Regions from separate parts of the Homo sapiens genome. Here region 1 is linked to region 2. A link is a loop called in an ENCODE intact Hi-C map of the cell type or tissue named here. Cell type or tissue: dorsolateral prefrontal cortex. All regions are shown on one strand. Each heading gives the region's core, and the rest is flanking DNA. Links, peaks and the distances in the headings are about the cores only.

Region 1 (9,354 bases), core at 741-8,740, 100 kb after region 2:
ATTGCTAAAAAATGGAAACCATCCAAATGTCCTTCAACAGGTGAATGGATAAACTGTGGTATATACATACAATGAACTACTACTCAGCAATGAAAAGGAATGAACTATGATACATGCATCATCCTTTATGCATCTCAAAGACATTGTGTTGATAAATCAGTCTCAGAAAGTTATATACTGTATGATTCTGTTTATGTGACACTCTCAGAAAGATAGGACTATAGTGAAAAAGAATAAGTTAAGGGTTAGTGGTGGGGTTAGGTGTGACTATATAAGGAAGTCTTTTGGAACTTCTCTGTATCCTGATTATACTGCTGGTGGTTTCATGAGTCTATGCATGTTTTAAAATTCATAGAACTGTACACATACGTAAAAAGTAAATTCTGTGGTGTTAAGAAATTTTTTAAAAACTTTGTAGCTTGCTGGGCACGGTGGCTCACACCTGTAATCCCAGTGCTTTGGGAGGCCGAGATGGGCAGATCACAAGGTCAGGAGTTCAAAACCAGCCTGGCCAACATGGTGAAACCCCATCTCTACTAAAATTACAAAAATTAGCTGGGCGTGGTGGCCGGCGCCTGTAATCCCAGCTACTTGGGAGACTGAGGCACAAGAATCGCTTGAACCCTGGAGGCGGAGGTTGCAGTGAGTCAAGATCGCACCATTGCACTCCAGTCTAGGCGACAGAGCAAGACTCCATCTCAGAACAACAACAACAAAAAAAACTTTGTAGCTTAAAGTGACAATTTATTTGTCTTGATTCTGTGGGTTGAACAGGCACTTCTGGTTTGTATCAAGTTCCCTATATTAATAAACTTTGCTTTAGGTTAAACCTGTTTATCTTACTCATTTTTATATCCCTAAATGTCCCATATAGTGTGCCTGTCACATAATAAGAATTATTCAATAAATTAGTACAGAGCCCTTCTGCTTTAGGTCAAAGCAAAGTTTATTAAGTTTGCTGAGGTATTGGGATGATCAGAAAGTCCAAATAGCCTCACTCACATGCTAGCTGTTTATGTTAGCTGCTGACTCTGAGTTCAGCTGTGGCTTTTGGCCAGGGACCTTGATTACACTAGTTGGGCTTTTTTGTAGCATGGCAGCTGAGTTCGAATAATCCCCAATTTGCAAGAACTTAACAAGTCTCTGTTTGCATAGTTGTTGATAGTATGCCATTTGCTATAGCTAGTCACAGCTAGTCACCAAGCCCAAAGTCAGTATGGGAAGAAGACTACGTGGGGCATCAGTACCAAGAGGGCTGGCTCATTAGGGACCTCCAAATTACTGTCAGTTGCAGATAGTGAGGGCTTTTGTTTTATTTTTGTTGTAACAGCTTTCTCAGCTTTCCTTCAGACCTTCAGGACTACCTATATTACTTTAGCAAGAAACATTAAGAGACTCCATTATCTAAGAAGGAATAATTGAAGATTGCCTGTTATTTATAAAGATGTAAAATGTGATTATTTTAAACATGTTGAAAATGTATTATTTTTCTGTAAGCTTTGATGATTATAGACTTACATCTTTATAAAGATTTAAAATTCATATTTATAAAAATGAAGCCCACCAACTTCATTCTTTGTGTACCTAATCAGTTTTCCCCAGAATTTTTCTACCATTTATTGATCCTCAGTAAGGTTCCAAAAAACCTCACATAGCACTATAGACAATCTCAGAATTAATTCTGGGGCTAGAAAGGAACCTTCATTGATCATGCAGTCAAACAGCATTCCAAAGAAATAATTTGTCCAAAAAAAGCCTCCACAGAGGATTTATATAGTGAAGCTATAAGGCAGGAATACCAAACCATGAACATCTCTGCAAAGTGAGTACATTGCAGAAATTGAAGAGTTTTTGTTTTTTGTTCATTTGTTTGTTCCATTGTTTTCATACAATGGTGACATAAAAAAACAGATTGGTATGACAGTGCATGAAGTAGGAACAAGATTGTAGGAGGGTACACCATGGTTTAGTAGAAAGAACAGAAATGGAGAATCAGTACATGTGGATTCTAGATCTGATAGGGCCACAACTACATCATTCAATTCTCCTTTCAAAGACTAGGGTTTTGTACTACAGAATAAGATGTTTGGTTTGAACAGTGGTTCTTTTTTTTTTTTTTTTTTTTTTTTTTTTTTGAGACAGAGTCTTGCTCTGTTACCCAGGCTGAAGTGCAGTGGCACCATCTCAGCTCACTGCAACCTCTGGGTTCAAGCAGTTCTGCCTCAGCCTCCCAAGTAGCCGAGATTACAGGTGTGCGCCACCTCACCCAGCTAATTTTTGTATTTTTAATAGAGACAGGGTTTTACCATGTTGGCCAGGCTGGTCTCGAACTCTTGACCTCAGGTGATCCTCCCACCTCGCCTTCCTAAAGTGCTGGGATTACAGGTGTGAGCCATCATGCCCGGCCTTCACATCCCTAGGAGACTTGAGATATTAGAATCTCTAATGGAGAGGTATACTTTTTAAAAAGTAGAGTCCGTATAATTCTTGTTTTAAAACTATAAACTACAGATAGTAAAGCACAATAAAATAATCCAGAGTGGCAGGAATGCATAGCTAGACTGTAGAGCGAGACCGTATTGTAGAGGATGTAAAGTTTTTATTTGTTTGTTTTGTTTTAATGTTGAGAAATAGTAGCCTAGAGAACACAGATGATCTCAAAAGTCAGTAGAGGGCAAGAACCTGTTCATCTTATTCATTTTTGTATCCCTAAATGTCCCATATAGTGTGCCTGGCACATAGTAAGAATTATTGAATAAATACGAAGCCCTTCTAGTTAGAAAATTTTGTCTCCGACATTGAGGATAGTAATTTAGAGCTGCAAAAGTTTCACTCTGTTGTTAGTCCTACTTCTCCTCTACAGATAAGGTATGACTGACTCTTTTTGTTCCATATTAATGCCTATTCCCTTTTGGCCCAAAGTCTGTACCTGTACATACAGGTAGATACAGGTACCTGTCTGTACCTATACAGATTTACATAATTTATCAGATGTTCCCTTCTATTCCTATCCTGGTTCATAGAATGATTATCTTTAGGTTTTTGGGTACAAATGTAGAAATCAAAACATTAGTTGTATCTCCTACCTTTGGCAGTAGACTAAAACCCATACTCCAAAGGACTGTTTACTGCTTTCCCAGACTTTTCTCTTGGCCTTGTGTTAAGATATTGCTAAGAAAGAAGCTCAGAACTAAAAAATTTAGTACGGTTGTTTCTTTTCAATTGGTAATAACCACCATTCTGGGCACTGTTTCTTGTGCATCTTAAAACTAGGGAATCAAAATTTCCTTTGATAGTGTAAGTATAACAAAAAAAAAAATCAATGTTCAAAGTAGATTACTCTTTCAGAGGTTCTTATAAAATGACCTAAAGAAAAGTTTATTAATACAGGAAACTTGCCTATCCAGTCTTTCAAAATTACCTGCTTTGAAACAATCCAGTAATGATTTTTTTCTATTTTCTTTTTTCTATTTCTATAATGACTTTTTTCTATTTCTTTTTTCTATTTACTTAAAAAAATAAGATGCTATGTTTCGTTTTTATTGAAGTAAAATTCTTAAAGAATGAAAAAATTATATTAGAAATTGTACGATTAGGCCGCGCACAGTGGCTCACATCTGTAATCCCAACACTCTAGGAGGCCAAGGCAGGAGGATCACTTGTCAGGAGTTTGAGACCAGCCTGGCCAACATGGTGAAACCCCATCTCTACTAAAAATACAAAATTAGTGGGTGTGGTGGCACATACTTGTAATTCCAGCTACCTGGGAGGCTGAGGCAGGAGAATCACCTGAGCCCAGGAGGCGGAGGTTGCGGTGAGCTGAAATCACACCATTGCACTTCAGCCTGGATGGCAGAGCAAGACCCTGTCTCAAAAAGAAAAAGAAAATGAAATTGTATGATTATCTTTAGGTTTTTGGGTACAAATGTAGATCCTCAAAAACTTTATCAGAAATTTGGAAATCTGTAAATAAGTTATATGTATCTCCTTTTAAAATCCAATATTAGTAAGCTATATGTATAAAAACAAAGCTAGTGTATCTTGAAAAGTTTTTATTTCTTTATTCCTTATCCCTCCTTATCCCACTGAACTATTGAAGAACTTCTTATAGATTTACCTTCCCATTAGTGCTGTAGTACAGTTTTCTTTTATCTCCATTGTCTTGTGTTTCCTGGCTAAATTTTACTTGTTATAAAACTATTGGGTCACTTTTGGTCTAGAATAGAACTTTCATAGTATAAGGGACACCATAAAATGTAAAGGAATGTCTGCATTGCCCTGTTTTCTCTTGGTAGAAAATTCATGTTCTGGCTCCTTTTTTAGTGCCCCTCTTCTTTGGAGGAAGAATTTCTAAAGGCACACATTCTTGAACTAAAAAGAAATGATGATGTATATTAGGTTTGCCTTTTGGGCACATATGAAAAATGAGGTTATTCACACCTTCAGTTCTGGCATATATCCATTACCAAAAATGTATTTCCAGAATATTCTCCCTGTTCCATAGTAAAGTCACAGAGGTGGTTTGGGGTTCTTCAGCTAGGTCGTAGTGCCCAGGAACAGATCAGATCAGAATCAGTATGTTGTTTATGATACAGATCAAATTAACTAATGATTCTTCCAGTTTTCTTCTTCCTGATTATTTCCTCCAGACACAAAATAGGGTCAAGGAGAAAAGTTCTTTTCTACCATTAAACTTTTGAGCTGCCTGTGTTTGGGATTCAAAGTATTTTGGGTGCTTATTGCTTAACTGGGCTGAAGATTATCTCATGTGACACCATAGATCTCTTGTTTTGGAATTGCCATTACTTTCTAGAACAGGCATTCTGTACAGCTGCCAACATGCCCTGAATCCTCTTGCTTCATATTACAGTGATACTGCTTTGTCAGGGTAGAATTCAGCCTCACAGGGCTGGAGTAAGTCTCTGCTGACCTCATGCCACAGTACAACATGTTCAAATCTGGGAGAAACCTGAGGGTTATTCGGCATATTCCTCCTCCTCCTCTCTCACAAGCATGGAGCCCTCACTCTCCTCGGAAACCGTATGTTGTATATGTGTGTGTATCTGTCTTTTAAAAAAAAAAAAAAAAAAATCTCATCCTGAATCCTATAGTTAGTTAGTCCTGCAGCTTTAAGTGGGGGCTGGTTGAATAGACAGACAAAGGAAATAGCCTGAGCTGCTGAAACTTAGCGTTTTTCAGCAGTAGATCTCAGCCAGGGGCATTTGCTATTTTAGGACTGACTTGTGTAAGGTTGTAATAATGGAGAAGCATAATATGTGTTTCCTAGTTGTTCATTTTACCCAAAGCTATTTGGACAGAATGTAGAGGGTGCTCTGTAGCTGTATGGACATGCTCAGATCATCCTGGAGTGTCCCGTCTCTTGTGTGTAATGGGCTGCTTCATTGCAGAGTAAGTGTCATCCTCACTTTCTCAAGCGAAATAGTTACTGGAAAATCAGTGTTTCTTTCAATGAACAAGAGTTTCATTTGCCTTGGACTGCTTGGGAAAAACATGGGTTAAATTCGAAGATGCCAGGCATGCATAACAAATAGGAATTTGATTTAGAGCCACCTGGAATACTTATTAAATTAAAAAAAAAAAATTCTTGATGGATCTAGGTGGCCAAAAAAAAAAAAAAAAAAAGAAAAAGATTTCTTAGTGCTCAGCTACTTATTTTCAAAGTATTTTTCCCAAGGACTTGGAAATTTTCTGAATTGTAAAGCAATATACACATATCTCAGTGTGAAACTTGTATCTCCAGATCAGCAGAACAAATCTCTGAGATAAAACTGGATTGGAGGATGATCCAGCTTTATTCAACACAACCACCATTTTCACATTTCATCCATAGTCCTGAGTACAAACTTAGCCTATAGTTTGATTTTACCATTTTTTTTAGTTGACCTTGCCATTTTTTAGTTGATCTTATAAATGATACATATTTTCTAAGAGATAAATACTAAAGCAAAGGAGATTCTTTATAGTTTTGCCTGATTCTGAAGTTAATGTACATTCATATTGTTTGCTATTGAGCAGTTGGATTTAAGATCCAAACAGATTTTTCACTGTGAAGTTTGATATTGAATTACCCTCTTATGCCTTATGGTTGATAATTTAAATGCCAACTTTTTAAGCAGATTTGTGCCTCTGGTCTGTACCCTCTTTTTCTGTTGTTTGCTATATATCTTGGATTCAAAACCCCTGACACATCTCTGTTTGTTCTGAGGTTATAAAAGGTCAGTTTACTTATCTATTTTATTAAGAATGCTAGCCCAGGGTGAGTGGGGTGATCAGAAGGAAAGGATTCATAGGAGAGCCCTAAAGGAATAGTGGGTGGAGACTAACAGTAAAAGAGAAGTTAACTCCTTTTTTTCCATTATTGATAGTCAGGTGGGGGAGGGCATAAAACATAATTTAAATATTTTTAATTGATTTTATTTGCTGATTGCATTAACTTATAAGAGTAGAGACAGTATGATCAAAACAATATAGTTAGTACCTGAGTGAGTGAGTGTAGATTAAACCAGCAGTCCCCAACCTTTTTGGCACCAGGGACCGGTTTTGTGGAAGACAATTTTTCCACAGATGGGGTCGGGGTGTCTGTGGGCAAGGTTGGAGTGGGATGGTTTGGGGATGAAACTGTTCACCTCAGGTCATCAGGCATTAGTTAGATTATCATAAGGAGCATGCAACCTAGATCCCTCGCAAGCGCAGTTCATAATAGGGTTTGTGCTCCTATGAGAAGCTGATGCCACCACTGATCTGACAGGAGGTGGAGCTCAGGTGGTAATACTCGCTTGCTGCTCACCTCCTACTGTGTGGCCTGGTTCCTAACAGGCCACTGACCTGTACTGGTCTGCGGCCCAGGGGTTGGGGATCCCTGGATTAAACTATTTCCTTGCTTCCCTACCTTTGTCTCTCTCTTACCTGAACTATTTATTGATTGGTAAACTAAAATATTCTCATTGAAACAATGATTAAAATGTTCACAAATGAGGTACTTGCCCCTAGTATCTAAAACTTTTAATATAACAATCTAGATACATAAAACTGCTATAGATAGGGTTTCATATATGACCTCCTTGCATGAGATTGCACACGCTTTGTGTTTTTTGTTTGTTTGTTTTTGAGACGGAGTCTCGCTCTGTCGCCCAGGCTGGAGTGCAGTGGCGCCATCTCGGCTCACTGCAAGCTCTGCCTCCTGGGTTCACGCGATTCTCCTGCCTCAGCCTCACGAGTAGCTGGGACTACAGGTGCCTGCCACCACGCCCAGCTAATTTTTTTTTTTTTTTTTTTTTTGTATTTTTAGTAGAGTTGGGGTTTCACGGTGTTAGCCAGGATAGTCCCAATCTCCTGACCTCGTGATCTGCCTGCCTCGGCCTCCCAAAGTGCTGGGATTATAGACATGAGCCACTACACCCGGCCTGCACATGCTTTGTGAAGAGTTCATTCCAAATTACAGAATGAACATTTTGAAGGCAGGATTTGAGAAGAAAAAATGTAGCTGACTCTGTGGTCCCAGCTACTTGGAAGGCTGAAATGGGAGGATCACTTGAATCCCGGGGCAGGGTAGGGCAGTGGAGGTTGCAGTGAGCTAAATTACCACTGCGCTCCAGCCTGGGTGACAGAGCAAGATCCTTTCTCAAAATAAATAAATACAATAAAGCAGGGTAAGAGGAATTGGAAGTGCTGGACATTGAGGGTAGACTGCCATTTTTAATAGAACAGTAAGCATAAGCTTCATTTAAAACAAGACATTTGAAGGAAGGCTTGAAAGAGGAGAGCAGGTTAGCCGTTCAGCTGAGGAATGAGCATTCCAGGCAGGGGTACAGCCAGAATAACTGCAGGAGTTTTCACAGTGTTTACAAGGAATTAAAAAGAGGTTAGTTGGTATGATTAGAGCAATAATTAAGAGAGGGAAGAGTGGCAGGAATTGGGAGTGTGAGAGATTTAATACAGTGTATCAGTTATCTATTGCTGTGTAACACCCCACCTTAAAACTTAGTGGCTTAGCCAGGCACAGTGGCTTGCACCTGTAATCCCAGGTACTCAGGAGGCTGAGGCAAGAGGATCACTTGAGGTCAGGAGTTCAAGACCAGCGTGAGCAACATAGTGAGAGCTTGTCTTTAAAAAAAATAAAAATTAGCCAGGCATGGTGGTGTGTGCCTGTAGTCCCAGCTACTCAGGAGGTTGAGGTGAGAGAATCGCTTGAGCCCAGGAGTTTGGGACTGCAGTGAGCTATGATCAGGCTACTGCACTGCAGCCTGGGTGACAGAGTGAGACTGTCTTAAAAAAATAATAAAAATATTAGCTTAATATAACTGTTTTATTTGCTCACAATTTTGAGTCAGCCATTTGGGCTGGGCTCCACTAGGTGGTTCTTAGGCTGGTCTTGCCTCGTGTCATTATAGTTGTTGGGGGGCTCAGGTGGACCTAGATGGTCTAAGATGGCCTCCCTTCCTCATGTGTCTGGTAGTAGGTACTGGCTGTTGGCTGGACCTCTCAAGGTTTTATTTTATTTTTTCTTTTTAACACTCATCCACGTAGACAACCTACAAGGATTTTAGCCTGAATAGCTATTATAAGGATGAGGTTGTCAATAACTGAGATGTAAAGTGTGCTGGAGATCTCAGTGCAACAAGAAAGGACAGACTCCAATGCACAAATACTTTTTAAGCCTCTGCTTGTGTCACATTTGCTAACATTTCACTGTTCATGTCACATTTGCTGACACTTCACTTGGCCAAAGCAAGACCATGACCAAACCCAGTTTCACTGGATGGAGAAATACATTCCATCTCTTTTTTTTTTTTTTTTTTTTTGAGACAGGGTCTTACTCTGTTGCCCAGGCTAGAGTGCACTGGCACAAACACAGGTCACTGCAGCCTGGATCTCCTGGGCTCAAGCCATCCTCCTGGCTCAGCCTCCTGAGTAGCTGGGACCACAAAAATGTGCCACCACGCTTTGCTAATTTATTTCTTTTTTGTAGAGGTAGGGTCTCACCATGTTGCTGAGGCTTGGTCTCAAACTCCTGGGCTCAAGTGATCCTCCTGCCTTTTGGCCTCCCAAAATGTTGAGATTACAGGCATGAGACACCGTGCCTGGCCAGAAGCCACCTCTTGACAGGAGTGGGAAATCCAAATTATAAAGGGAAGGGTATACGAGATTGGATGAATGTGGCTATTAATCTACCATAAAGAAGGCCAAATCAGATGTGCCTTTGAAGGCCATTTGAGTGTAAAGGAAATTGAGTGGATAAAACATACTCAGTTTCTCCCACTATCCTCTCAACAACACAATTCTGATGCCAGGTCTGTGGAGATTTCTTCCCACCAGCAAGCAATTCTGCAGCAG
Region 2 (9,354 bases), core at 512-8,511:
AACTCTTGGCCTCAAATGAGCCTTCTTGCCTTGGCCTCCCAAAGTGCTGGGATTACAGGTGTGAGTCACTCCACATTGCCAAGATATGTTTTGTTCTTCTTGTTGTTGTTGTTTTAAAATTGAGACAGGGTCTCGCTTTTGCTCCCAGGCTAGAGGGCAGTGGTGCAGCCATAGCTCGCTGTAATCTCCAGCTCCGGGGCTCAAGACATCCTCTTGCCTCAATCTCCCAAGTAGCTGGGACTACAGGTGTGCACTACCATGCCTGGCTAATCTTTAAAAATTGTTTTAGAGATGGGGTGTCACTGTTGCCCAGGCTGATCTCAAATTCCTGGGCTCAGATGATCTTCCTGCCTCGGAGTGCTGGGATTACAGGCATGAGCCATCATGCCTGGCCTAAGATAGGATTTTTAGAATTGCCTTTGAATAGAGAATGGCAGATACAGATTAGGAAACTACTTGAAAAAAAATTTTACTTATAAAATTGTGGTGTTTTCATGTACCTGTTTTATATTTCATGTTACTTTAAGATTAGAATTAATGGAATATCCATTCCTTATTCAGTATGATAATGTTAAAATATTTATTGCTTCTTAAAATATTTGCCACTTTATCTTTTTCAAGTGCTAAGTTAATATTTTTTCCAGAATACTTTCTTTCTTGATTATAATTATTCTTGATTATACTTTAAAAAATTAGAAAATACTGAAAAGTACTAGAAAAAAACAAACCCTACTTCTACCAGTGAGAGATGAGGGCTATTAACATTTTGTTGGATATACTTTCAGTCGTTTTCTGCATATCTGTAAAAGGTAAGTTTCCCCATCTAAGTTTCTCACCTTGTAATTCTTAATATTTGCTTTTCAGCTTTTCCTAAAAGGATTGTACACCTTAGAAGTGCTTAAGGAAGAGTGATGAAGGCAAGTATCCAACTCTTTGTAGTCAGTGAAATTTAACTTGGTTCATGTCCAAACCAAAAAAGCTTTGGTCACCATATTTATCAAAAAACTAAAAAATTGGAAAGAAAAACTTAAGGGAAAAAAAGACAAAGCAATTTGTATATAATTTGCTGTGATTTTGTGGAATACCCTCCTAAATGGTTGATAGATTTTAAAAACATAATTTTTTCACTTATTTCTGATACTAATTTAGAACAACTTGTTTTCTGAGTGTGAGCTAATGGCATATTAGGTCTTCAGTAAAATTGTGCTAGAAAAGTTAATTGTTGAAAATTCTGAGAACTTACCAAATTATTTGAAATGCCTGACTGGTAGGTGGCTGCGTTTTTTGTCCCCCTTCCTCACCTTTTGCTCCTTCTACCTCTCCCCTTTCACTCCTTCGACCTCTCCCCTTTTTCCTGTGTCCTTTTGCTCCTTTTTCTCTTTCTCCCTCTGGTTTACTTATAATAACTTTACTTTTCAGAGAAGCTGAGTGAATAAAAGAGTAGCCAGCATTTCCTTCTTACCAAAAAGCATTTGATAGGCTTATGCAGTTAAACTCGTTTGTGTTAAACCAGGGATCTAAAATTAGTTAGTTGGGTGGGGCGCGGTGACTCATGCCTATAATCCTAGCACTTTGGGAGGCTGAGGAGGGTGGATCACTTGAGGTCAGGAGTTCGAGACCAGCCTGGTCAACATGGCGAAACCCCATGTTTTTACTAAAAATACAAAAATTAGCCAGCTGTGGTGGTGGGCGCCTGTAATCCCAGCTACTTGAGAGGCAGAGGTAGGAGAATTGCTTGAACCCAGAAGGCAGAGGTTGCAGTGAGCTGAGATTGTGCCACTGCACTCCAGCCTGGGTGGCAGGGGGAGACCCTGTCTCTAAATAAATAAATAGTTAATTGGGGAATTTTATAAACTGAGCAACAGTTGTTCATATTCATTTGAGCCTCTGTAAGACATACAGAAGAAAAGAAGGGTGTCCCTGTACAACTTTGAGACTATTGAATTTCTTTTGTGCTTGCATTCTTACTGTCAGCAATTTTATAGAGTTAATTATTGCAACATCACTATTGTTGGTATTTTTGCCACAGCATTTGACTTTGGTGGCCTTAAAGATTTTCTATTGGCCTACAGAAAATTTTAGTAGCCTTCAAAACCTTAACTAGTTTCTTAGTGCTGCTATTATGCAGATGATAGCTACAAGTGTAAGTACCATATTACGTTTTATAATCAGTACAGTAGATTGTTTTTCAAAATTATTACCTTAAAACTTGATGTTTAAAGCTCAATTTAGGTTTCTTTAGGGCTGCATGCTAAGTGAGGCTATGTGCTGGTATGATTAAGGTAAGTTTTGCCTTTGAAAATCCGATAATTTATTACTGTTTTGTTGCTTATTCTTCGTAGCTGCGAAGATAGTCTTGGCATGGAAATTAACACCTTACTCCCAGCTTTTCCCAGGAAATGCTAACATTTCCTTGTAATCAATCATCATTTTGAATTATTTGAAAATAAATGATTTGGCCGGGTGCAGTGGCTCACACCTGTAATCTCAGCACTTTGGGAGGCTGAGGCGGTTGGATCACTTGAGGTCAGGAATTTGAGACCAGCCTGGCCAACATGGTGAAACCGTATCTCTCTAAAAATACAAAAATTAGCTGTGCATGGTGGCACGTGCCTGTAATCCTAGCTACTCTGGAGGCTGAGGCAGGAGAATTGCCTGAACCCAGGAGGCAGAGGCTGCAGTGAGCTGAGATTGTGCCACTGCGCTCCAGCCTGGGTGAAAGAGCAAGACTCCGTCTCAAAAAAACAAAAACAAAAATAAATTGTTTTACAAATGCTTGTGAAATCTCAAATGAATTTACTGATATTCAAAATGTACCACATTCTCTATTTTTTAAATAGGCAGCAACCAGATGACCAGTTGATTAGTTTATAATAGTGCCCAAATAAGTAGATTTGCTGAGTAATAAATTCCTAGTACCTTTGCATATGAGACAAGTAGAATGATCCTCAGCTAACCTTGACATCATTCCTTTATTCTTGCTGTCTTTTAATCTCATGGGATAAACATATTTTATACATTTTACTTCCAACAACAACAACAAAAATCAGTTGTATTAGCTAATAATGTGCAAATAGAGGAAAAAGTAAACTACTTTTTCAGTACTGTTCTGCTGCTTTCACACCCTCCCATCTTCTCAGGATCTAAATAGCCCAGTGCAAGAAGAGATGAGTTGATACACACTGATAGGGGATTATTTTGGTTACATTAGCCCTTTTCCTCTGAGAAACTCAATTCTTTCAGTAACTATTAGCCAGCAAGACAAACTCATGAGGAATGGTGAGATAATTACTATTTTTTTTAAAAATCAGAGTAACATTGTATTATGTGTTTATTTCATATTTGGTTAGAAGGGGATAATTAAATATATAAACTATTGGCAAAATTTTTGCCCACAAGGAGCACCAGAAAACCACACCAGAGGCCAAGACAGTCATTGATCTAATAAGGGCAAGGGTTTCTTTCTTGGTTCTCCCAAAGGGAAAGATATGAACAAAACCAATGCACAATCAGGAAAAGGGTAACAGGCCATAGTGGGATGGCTAGATTTCAGTGGAGCCACAAAGAATTTGGGTGAAAGGCAATGAAACTTCCATTCTCATGGTTGTTATTCATTTGCCTAATTTAGGAACAAACAATTTTGTGGCATTTAGAAAGTAGGAAGGTACTAGAGAGAGACAAATGTCTTTATCCCTGTCTCCCTGTTTATGCTCCTCTGTTATGAAGAGATTAGGTAATGGAATCACAGGCATGAAAGAATATGGACAGTGGAGCCACAATGACAGTGCCCATAAAATATTTGAAAAAAGTCTTCTGAGAGTAGTCATCAGGAACAAAACTTTAGTGAGTTTGCATTCCTGTTCCACTAAACTCTAGTAGCCTTGAGTTCACAGGGAACTCTTTTATTCAGCTAATTTATGGCTTTCTAGATTGCCACTTGGTGGCAGCAAGTCCACATATTCCCAGAACAGGAGCACCATGGTGCTTCATTGGTAGTGGCTTAAATTGTTGAAGTACTTGGTAGTGTAGGGAGTTTTAAAGTCCTTTAAACAAAAATTTAAAGAAAAATATGGAAATAACCTCCTACATCATATTTTGCATTCTGTAGCAGCTTCTGTGCATGTATATAATTTTGTCTTATATATTTGCACAAATACAGTACAAAAATAAACACTTTCTATTAGGAAAAATCTCATCATCTCCCATCCCCCCCTCCCTTTTTTTTTTTTTTTTTTTTTGCATGTGATTTTAGTAACCATGGCAGTTGCGTTGATTTTACATCTCTTAGTTTCAGCTTCCTTTTAATTTCTTGCATTTAATACTGGTATATGTTTGCTGTTTGACCTTTCTTTTTCTCTACTTTTCTATCCTACCCAGTTACTTTGCTTTTGAGTTTGTATGGATATATGGGAAGCTTCTGTCAGGGATGACACTATAGAGAAAGGGATTTCTTTGAATCTCCTTTCTTGATAGCTGGTACTGAGCAAAGCTCTAGTCTCTGATTCTGATTCTGTCTGAACCATTCACTCATATGGTGCCAGAAAGGTCATTTGTGCTTCAGCAGAGAATTCAACTTACAGGATTTTTATTTCCATTCTCTTCTCAAAAGAGCAAACCTGTCATCTCTAGTTACCAGTGAACTTGATGAATATGAATGGTAACACACTTTTCCATTAAAATCCACATATAGTTAGATTGGGATATCCATTTCTCACTGTTGTTCTTTGATTATACTGAGTTTCAGCCTGTGAATAATTAACTGTGGTTATGAATGAGAGGGATTAAATTGCCTCAGCTAGAGTAAACCTATTGGATGGTCTCTTCTCTTGATTTCCCAAGCAATGGCTGTTCTGTCAACTACCATTATAGTGTCCATTCCAAGATGGCTCCTCTAATATCTAATTCTGTATATATTGAATCTTGTAGGGATTTTTGCTTTTGAACATTGCTGTTTTAATTTCCTATGGACTTGTTCTGGGCTTTTTCTCTCATTCTAAAAAATAATCATTACCCACTATCTAGAAAACTGTCTTTTAATCTTCTGATTAAAGATTGCTTAATGATAGTGCCTATTTGTTTGGCCAGTAGCATGTTTTTCTTTGTTTTAACACTGGAGTTTCTGCATGGATTTATAATATAAGGTTTTTTTTTTGTTTTTTTGTTTTTTTGTTTTTAACATTAGATAGGCATGAAGCCTTCGTCTCACAGCTGCATGCGTAGTCACTGTTGAAGCAAATGCCTACCTAATTTGACACTCTTGGTGTGTTTAAAAAATTTTTTTGAGTTTGCAAATAAGCATATTAAGTCTACTGATGGAGCCTTCGGGCAGTGAACAGTTATTTGAGGACCCTGATCCTGGAGGCAAATCCCAAGATGCAGAGGCCAGAAAGCAGACAGAATCAGAACAAAAATTGTCTAAAATGACCCACAATGCTTTGGAGAACATTAACGTGATTGGCCAAGGCTTGAAGCATCTCTTCCAGCACCAGCGCAGGAGGTCATCAGTGTCTCCACATGATGTGCAGCAAATTCAGGCAGATCCAGAACCTGAAATGGATCTGGAAAGCCAGAACGCATGTGCTGAGATTGATGGTGTCCCCACCCACCCCACAGCTCTGAATCGTGTCCTGCAGCAGATTCGAGTGCCACCCAAGATGAAGAGAGGGACAAGCTTGCATAGTAGGCGGGGCAAGCCAGAGGCCCCAAAGGGAAGTCCCCAAATCAACAGGAAGTCTGGTCAGGAGATGACAGCTGTTATGCAGTCAGGCCGACCCAGGTCTTCATCCACAACTGATGCACCTACCAGCTCTGCTATGATGGAAATAGCTTGTGCTGCTGCTGCTGCTGCTGCTGCATGTCTACCAGGAGAGGAGGGAACTGCGGAGCGGGTAAGTTTGTAAGATTTTGTTTTTCTGTTAACTTACTGTTTTTCATACCTAGGACTCTCCAGACTTTCCTTTGGTAACTAAAAAGATATCTCAGCAAATACCTTAAAGTTGTGGTAAAAGAATTTTTCCCCTTTTCAAATGGGTAAATAATAATTATAGCTAATGAATGAATGCTTAGAATTATATTCCTATTTCCTTCCTAACATAGTGCTATATTTTATTTTATCCTTTCGTTAAAACCTTAAGTATATTTCATGTATTCTTTCTGTATATTTGAGGGTCAGTTTTATGGTAGAGCAATAAAGATGCTTTGTTTCTTATTGTTTTGATTTTGCACATGGAGATGGCTTTCTTACATTAATGAATGTAGTGAATAAAGTTCTAGAATCTGAGTTTGTGCTTACCATGGAAGTACACTAAGTTGGTTATAATTTTCATATACTTTGTAGTACATCAGCAGCATTCATTTTACATTTTGCATGCCACAGTAGAGCATATACATTATTATAGTGTACTATTAATAAACAGATTGTTTTGGGTTTACCCAAAACCAGGCATATTAAATCTAGGAGAAACTTTTTCCATATAACTCTCAGTTATGGTTAGTTGAGGCACATAGAAGAAATAGTCCTGCTAGGGTTTGAAAACTCAGGTACGCGTAGCCATGCAGGTAGTGACAATGAGTGAACTTAGGTGTTATGGAGCTTGGACAAACTGAGGAGTTCCTGCTTTGTTTAACAGAGGCAATGTCTTAGCTTTAGCTGATGGTTGAAATTTAGTACTGTGGGCACAGTCTTGCCAGAGCTTCTGATTTTTTTCAAGAGAAACTGGAAATCTAGATGGGAAATCTCTTGATTTTTAACAGATATGCAAGCCACACTGAACACATTTGTGGGCTAGGTCTGCCTTGTAAGTTACCATTCAACTATCTTTCAGCATTACTTTTGTGTATTCCTTAAGGTTTTTGTTTGATCGTTTTCATTCTGTGTCTGCTTGCGGTACAGTTAGGTTTTTTTTTATTGGATATTAAGTTACCTGGAAATATAAATACTGAGTCTAGTACCTTAAACTTTTCCTAAGGTTTTTTTTTTATTGGATATTAAGTTACCTGGAAATATAAATATTGAGTCTAGAACTTTAAACCTTTCCTACCTAAATATGATATTTAAAACATATAGATAATGGACAGTAAATCACTTTAAACCTGTCAAAATAATGATGTGAATTAAAATTCAAAAAATTTAAATGGGGAAAAGTACCACATATTTATGTGTATATTCATTTTATTTTTTTTGGAGACAGGGTCTTACCCTGTCACCTAGGCTGGGGTGCAGTGGTGTGATCGTGGCTCACTGCAGCCTTAACCTCCCCAGACTCAGGTGATCATCCCACCTCAGCCTCCTGAGTAGCTGGTACTACAGGCGCATGCCAGCATGTCTGGCCAATTTTTTTTTTTTTTTTTTTGTAGAGAGGAGATTTTGCCTTGTTGCCCAGGCCAGTCTCAAACTCCTGAGTTCAAGTGATCCATCCACCTCAGCCTCCCAAAGTGCTGAGGTTACAGGCATGAGCCACCGTGTCCAGCCTATATTAGTTATCTTTGAAATAAAAAGAATATTTGGTCACTGATTACCCAAACTAGTTGGCAGTAAAGATTGACAGTGCAGCTATGTACCTTGTCTTAATCTTCAGCCTTTACCAGAGAACATTAAGGAATTTACAGCTAGTGATTCTGGGATTATAGACTTTTATGTTAAAAAGAAAAAGTGTAAGTAAAGCAGATTTTATTGGAAAACTTCAAGAGAAAGAGGGCAAAGTGAGAACTTTTTTCATAACATTGTTTCTTTAATGCTTTGTCAACTTTATTAGCATATGCTTACAGTAAAATCCACCAGTTTTAAGTGTACATCTTGACTAGTTTTGAAAAATGTGTAGTTTTATAGTAACACAGTCATTATATAGAACATTCCCATTACCCCCAAATAATGATTTCTCATGCCCCTTGGCTGCAGTCAGTCCCTCTTACCCAACCGGTGGCCTCTGGTAGCCGCTGATCTGCTTTCTATTGCTATAGTTTTGCCTTTTCTAGAATTTCCTAAAAAATTAGATCATGCAGTCTTTTGTGTTTGACTTCTTTCATTTAGTGTAATACTTTTCAACTGTTGTTGATTCAACTGTTGTTGAATGTGTTGATAGTTTGTTCCTTTTTATTGCTGCACTCCAGGCTGGGCAACAAAGCAAGACCCTGTCTCAACCCCCTACCACCCACCCCCACCAAAAAAGATAGATGTAAACTTCGGAGCTTCTAAAGGGAAAGTTTGGAAGTTATGGATTCAGGTTCTCTATTAAGGTTAATATCACTTCAGAGCTCACTATATCATCTTCTTATTTATAGCCAGATTTAGGAAAAGCAGTGTATATTAGGCTGCAATGAGGGAAGCTTTTTGGATTACTTATAGGCAGAAGGAAAGGGAAATTTTTGTAATGCCTGGCTGTACCTGGAAGATAGAGAAAAGTGGAAGAAGTTTGAGGGAGATGTATGTGTTCAAATAAAAAGATTTCTAAGTTTGAATTAGTTGAACTGTAAGCAAAACTAGTAATGCAGGTGTACTGTTCTCCCAGTGGGGAAGAAATGAAGCGGGGAAAAGGATAATTCATTTTGTTGACCACCAGGTGGTGCCCTAGGTGAGGATTGGTAGGTGGAAGTGAGGGGATGGATGCCTGACAGGACATTGATTAACCCCGGGGTGATAATTTAATTAGTACAGGAAGTCATTAGGATGTGGGCTAGCTTGAGCACAGTGACTATTAAATAGTGATAGTGCTCTTATAAATATTGAGCTGAATTGATAACTGTGGAAGTGGAATGGACAATAGAAGAACAGGTAGGATTTGATAACAATGTTAGAATAAAAAATTTTAAAATCTGAAGTTTGCTTGGGAGAATCAGAAAATATTTTCCATTTCCACTAAACAGTTGAAAAATTGTATTTTTTAAGGAAAACCATTTAGTTTCAGTTGGGTGGCTGACACCTACTATGAAGAGAATGTCTTATAGGCCTTTAATAATACGGAACTGGAACAGTGGGCATAAGTTAGAAATGAAGATGTATTTTGGCTTTCTCATTGTTCTCCCTTAAAGATACTTTACGTAGCAAAACTTGATTGCCAAAGCAAGTAACTTACAGGTTTATTGACCCTACCTCTGAAAGCCAGAATGTTTATGGCTATGTCCTTTCCCCCAATACTGAGTTTCCTTTAATATAAATATGTATTCATTGGCCCCAAAGATATTTTGATTATCCTTAATGATCTCATGTGGGCATCAAATATAGTTCTTGTAAGAGTAGAAGTGAAGGTACAGATAAGCTAACTGTTCCTAACCTTGGTAAATTTGTTATGCAAAGTGTAATATCATAGGGATGCTTCTTAAAGTTTGTTTCTGTTTGTTTGGTTGGTTGGTTTTTTT

Evidence for each region. Hi-C counts contacts between places; a loop is a spot of excess contacts. Peaks named below come from ENCODE experiments on the same cell type or tissue, not always from the same donor. Only the 100,000 strongest peaks of a DNase experiment are listed, where the experiment ranks them.
Region 1: it touches region 2 in a loop (1.9-fold over the local background); 2 of 110 quality-filtered maps call a loop at or near these places.

What each region holds. Positions count from the first base shown.
Region 1 is chr3:129,719,650-129,729,003 of GRCh38, reverse strand. The region is part of intron 4 of TMCC1 (transmembrane and coiled-coil domain family 1); the gene reads left to right. Among named protein-coding and RNA genes, the nearest start is that of PLXND1, 120 kb to the right of the region's middle. In dorsolateral prefrontal cortex, for the core only: no CTCF peak of the experiment used is centred there; no DNase peak of the experiment used is centred there; H3K4me3 peaks cover 483 bases; H3K27ac peaks cover 1,151 bases.
Region 2 is chr3:129,824,337-129,833,690 of GRCh38, reverse strand. It overlaps TMCC1 (transmembrane and coiled-coil domain family 1), which reads left to right. Exons shown (of 7, transcript NM_001017395.5): 3 at 865-917; 4 at 5,183-5,888. The coding sequence starts at 5,313. Among named protein-coding and RNA genes, the nearest start is that of TMCC1, 65 kb to the left of the region's middle. RefSeq lists a silencer at 1,499-1,653. In dorsolateral prefrontal cortex, for the core only: CTCF peaks have their summits at 3,740, 3,944 (motif pointing right) and 8,341; a DNase peak (open chromatin) is centred at 3,949.